Regions from separate parts of the Mus musculus genome. Here region 2 is linked to region 1. Evidence: chromatin loops called from intact Hi-C (ENCODE). Cell type or tissue: heart. All regions are shown on one strand.

Region 1 (2,500 bases):
AAGTCAGAAACACAGGGACATTTTCCCTAACAAGGGACCCCCTCTTTCCTAGGCTCCATCACACCTTGTTCCTGCTACACTAACTCCATGGCACCACCATGGCCACCACCACTCCATCACTTCTCTGACTTCAGCTCTTGCATTCTTGACTCCAGCACACCCAGCCAGCCATCTCCTCAGCATCCATCTCACAAGCAGTGACCCCTGTTCGCTCAGAGGTCTCAGTGGAGAGCAGAAACACTCACATCTATCCCCTGGAACTCTTTAAACTCCTAGCAGCCTGTGCTTGTGTCTCATCACAGATCTGAAATGTCCAGAAAAGGTAAGACAGGATTTGGCTCTTAAGAATGTAAGAGTGGGCTAGGCAGTGGTGGTACACACCTTTAATCCCAGCACTTGGGAGGCAGAGGCAGGCAGATTTCTGAGTTCGAGGCCAGCCTGGTCTAGAGAGTGAGTTCCAGGACAGCCAGGGCTACACAGAGAAACCCTGTCTCAAAGAAACCAAAAAAAAAAAAAAAAAAAAGAGTGGACTGGAGAGATGGCTCAGCAGTTAAGAACACTGACTTCTCTTCCAGAGTTCCTGAGTTCAATTCACAGCAGCCACATAGTGGCTCACAACCATCTGTAATGGGATCTGATGCCTTCTTCTGGTGTGTCTAAAGACAGCTATAGTGCACTCACATACATAAAATGAAATAAATTTTAAAACAAAACAACAAAACATCAGTCTTTCCATCCCATACAAAACCTTACATGTAGGAAAGAAAGGAAGGAAGGAAGGAAAGAAGGAAGGAAGGAAGGAAGATAGGAAGAAAGAAAGAAAGAAAGAAAGAAAGAAAGAAAGAAAGAAAGAAAGAAAGGGAAGGGAAGAAGCCATACTTGAAAGCAAAAGGGAATTGTCAGAGAGCTGAGACAAGATCAAAGAGAAAAGATCAGCAGGACCGTAGAGTAGACAACAGGACCTCATGGAACAAGCTTCACACCCACTCAGGGAGCAAGAGCAGGGCCATTGAGATATTCAGCTGGGAAAGGGGCTTGCCACCAAGCCTAACAACCTGAGTTCAAACCCCAGGGTCCATATGGTGAAAGAAGAGAAGGAACTCCTGCAAGTCGTCCTCTGACTTCCACATGGTCACAATAACGTGTACGCGCGCACGCGTGTGCGCACGCGCACACACACACTCCCAGCCCTTACCATCTATTTGCCTCTCCAGGAGTATGATGCATGGGTCACAGAGAGAAGGGCAATGGCCAGACCAGATGTAGCACTTGGGGTCAGCCACTGAAGGGCCCCAGCTGGCAGAACGCTCTCCTCCTCCTCTCCCCACTGAAAACCAGCCCTTGGCATCAGTTACAGCCAGGCTCACGGCACAGGGTCATGGAATTCTCCACATGAGCACCCATTTAAAACACAGGACACTGAAGGAAAAACTGCCCCGAGAAAGCCAGGAACCTCAATGAACCTCGCTCCCAAGGGTGTGGAGGGAACACCGGTCCTCTCATGAGTGAACGCTAGGGGGCGAGCTCTCCAAGGAAAAAAAATCAGAGGAAGAGGACTGCCAAGGGATTGGCAGAACACACTGCTATCCCTCAGCTCTGGGGATTTGAATATGTAAATATTTATTTTAAATATATAAATACCAAATGCTTTCGCGTGTAATATTTCATTTAATAATGTAGTCAATGCATATGTATAAACACAAGAACTGAAAATTATTTTCCATTACAAACACGCTCAGGTAATAAAATTTTTCACTATAAAAATTCTCAGGTAATAAAAAGGAACCCATGAAGAAGGGTTTAAAAGCAACAGGAATAGAAGAATGTGCCATCGTGCTCCATCGCCAGGTAAGTACCTTGAAATTGGTTGTCTGAACTTTATAGAATAGGATGTCTGAGCCGGCAATAACTTAAGCCCCAAACAAAATCCAAACGGAGGACAGAGAGAAATAAAACTGTGTGGCTGTGTCTCCCGCGGTGTGGGAATGTAGACTCTTGTCTCCTCCCTCTGCAGTTTAGGAGTAGAAATGAACTCCTAGCTGAGCGTGGTCACGATCCAGTGGCAGAACACCAGCAGGGGATGGCTGAACACAAGCCACCACAGTAAAAAGCTACATGAAAGAAAAAAAAAAAATCACTTGAACAATGACCAGGAAGAGAAAGAAAATGAAGTCAATATAAAAAGAGAGGCTACAGGACTAGTGAGTGGCATCTAAAGATTGGTAACTAAGCTGCTATTGGAAAAAAAGAGGGATTTCAAAAATACTTAGAATTCAAAATTGGCAAGTGACCTGGTGTGTGTGTGTGTGTGTGTGTGTGTGTGTGTGTGTGTGTGTGTGTGTGTGTATGTATGTATGTATGTATGTATTTAATGTAGATTGGTGCTTTGCCTGCCTGTATGTGTGCCTGCCTGATGCCAGCAGAGGCCAGAGGAGGGTCAGGTCCCCAGAACTGAAGTTGAAGGATGGTTACAAGCCACCATGTGGGGTGCTGGGAATTG
Region 2 (2,500 bases), 67 kb after region 1:
CTCTTCCCCCTTTCTCCACATGGTCATGGCCAGCCTCTACTTCTCTACTCTCTCTCCCTCTCTGCCTCTACTACCCTCTCAACTCCCCTCCCCATGCCCTAAATAAACTCTATTCTATACTCTACCATCTGGTGACTGGTCCCTCAGTGGGAAGGGATGCCTCGGCATGGGCCCGCTGAGGCACCCCCTTCCCCCACACCTTACCACACCCCCATAGAACATACTCTTAGACCTCTTTATCTTTTTATAATCACAACAGATCTGTTACTTTTATGAGTCTATGGTTGTGCTTGGGGGTGGGAGTGTCCAGTCATTATTTAAATCCAAAATAAGATATTGAGTAGCAATGGCTGAATAGACAGAGGTGGTATAAAGGGTGGGCAGCTGGATGTCAGAGCATGGGCCCTGGTCCCCACAAGCAGCCTCTCTCTCCAGTTTCTCTATCACTGTGAAAACAAGGGACAAAGGGCCACCAGAGGCCCCGGGGCCCAGCAAAATGAAGCTGTTAACAAATGTTCATTGCAGGCTGAGCCCTGAGGTCAGACACCTTGAACCCTGTACATCTGCTGTTTGTGAAACCCAGTCGGTTGACTTTCCCATCCTGTTATCAGGGCTGTTAGGGCCATGGTTGAAGTACAAAGTGTTGGCAGGGATCCAGCGTATCTCTCTTCACACATCTGCTGATTGAGCTGGCCTGAAAGGCTGCTCTATCTCTAATGACATTCCCAGGGCTTTTTGGATCCAGCAGAGCTGAAGTGGAGGTGACAGCGAAAGCCGCAAGTGGCAGCTCAGAACGTCCTTCCCCTCCATTGCATCCAACTAGCTCCTTCTGGTTCAAAGACTGTCTCTTCAGTCCATCCCCTACCAGACCCAGCAGCTTCCAAATTAGCAAGCATCTGCCATCCCTGTACCTTCCTTCCCAAAGCGCCTACGACTGCTCTCGTGTCTACGCTGGGCCCCAAGCCAGGCCTTGGCTGTGCGGAGATGGAGCCCGTCCTCAGGTGGCTCACAGATTAGGAGGCAGACAGACATGGAAATCAGCAGGTTTCTTTCCCTGGGTGAGAAAGCCCAGTGGTGCCAAGAGAGCAGAGAACTGGGAAGTGAGACCAAAACCACTAAAACGGAACCTGGCACAGTCAGGGAGAAGGCTTTCTGTAGGAAGGGAGGCTGCAACTGAGTCTGGAAAATTCAATGGGGGAGAAGACAGAGCTACCCAGAGGGCCAGAGGGAGGAGGGAGCTTAGAGGCTTGGAAGAGAGAGTGCCTAGGCTGGGATAGTAAAAAGGAGATCATGAAAGGTCTGATATGTCGAACTGAGGGGCTTGGGGTCACACTGGTAGGAGTTGAGGGTTGGGGTCATCTCTAAGTATCAGAGAGCCCGGTAGCCACGGCTCACTTCAGACGGGAATGATTTATTGAAATAAGTCCAAAGCAGGCATAAGTGGCAGAAGCCACAGATGAGTGATTAGAAAACATATGTCCCCTCTTCTGCTTCCTGTGCTGTTGTCCTTAGTCACGGGCACTGTCTTCACGATCCAGAACAGCTGCTATACTCACCTCCCCCGAGACAGGATGCAGGAGGGGTGGGAAGCCAGCAAAAGGAGACCTCACCACTAAGTATGGCCCAGACACTCTTACTTAGTGCTCATCAGCCAGAACTTCATTACAGTCTCCATATAGCCATAAGGAAGGCTGACCACTTTAGTGGTCTTTATTCGCGGTAGCCCAAACACTGGGACTTCCATTTCTGTAGACACAGAGGAAGTGTTGCCAAAGATCTTTCTACTCTGCTGTGAGGACCAGGGTTACCAGCTTCAGCTAGCCAAGGACACTGAAGACCACAGAGGAGATAGTTCCTGAGTTGTACCTCAGGCGCTCGGTACTGCCCGCCACACTTTAGAAGTGCCAGGAAAGCTATGGAGACCGCTGACCTAGTGCTGAGTGTCACCTCATCAAATCCCACTGCCAGGCTCCCGGGATAGGTGGGTTCACCAGGAGAGACACTGTCCCTAAAGGAGTCTCATGATGACAGACCCCATAGCCTTGTAGATTCAGAAGTGGATCCAGGAACAAGGGGCCGTGAGATCTTCTGGCCCGACCCTACCACGGTGGAGATGTAGAGTCTGAGGCCCAGTGAATTAGCGACTTTTCCTGCTGCTGTGACAAAATACCCCAACAAAAGCAACTTCAGGAAGGAATGGTGTCTTCTGCTTCACAGCGTGATGGGGGTGGGCGTGGTGATACATCAGGGAAACAAGTGTAGCCACTGGAGCTTGAGAAGAGTGGTCACATTGTAGCTGCAAGTCGGGGAAGCAGAGGCGGAGGCAGATGATCCTCAGTCCACTCTCTCTCTCTGGTTCACACCGGCATTTAGGGTGAATCTTCCCATCTCAGTTAACCTAATCTAGAAAGCCTCTCACAGGCATGCCCAGAGATTTTGCTTCCAAGGTGATTTTAAGTCCCATCAAGTTGACAAGACTGACCACCACTCAAGGGTGGGG

What was found. Hi-C counts contacts between places; a loop is a spot of excess contacts. Peaks named below come from ENCODE experiments on the same cell type or tissue, not always from the same donor. Only the 100,000 strongest peaks of a DNase experiment are listed, where the experiment ranks them.
Region 2: a loop joins it to region 1, with 2.7 times the contacts of the local background. A loop is called at or near these places in 9 of 42 quality-filtered maps.

The regions. Positions count from the first base shown.
Region 1 is chr4:45,854,986-45,857,485 of GRCm38, reverse strand. All of the region lies in intron 1 of Stra6l (STRA6-like), which reads right to left. Among named protein-coding and RNA genes, the nearest start is that of Stra6l, 7.3 kb to the right of the region's middle. In heart, a CTCF peak has its summit at 1,512; no DNase peak of the experiment used is centred here; H3K27me3 peaks cover 690 bases.
Region 2 is chr4:45,787,927-45,790,426 of GRCm38, reverse strand. No RefSeq gene overlaps it. Among named protein-coding and RNA genes, the nearest start is that of Aldh1b1, 9.8 kb to the left of the region's middle. In heart, no CTCF peak of the experiment used is centred here; DNase peaks (open chromatin) are centred at 686 and 996; H3K27ac peaks cover 2,351 bases; H3K27me3 peaks cover 332 bases.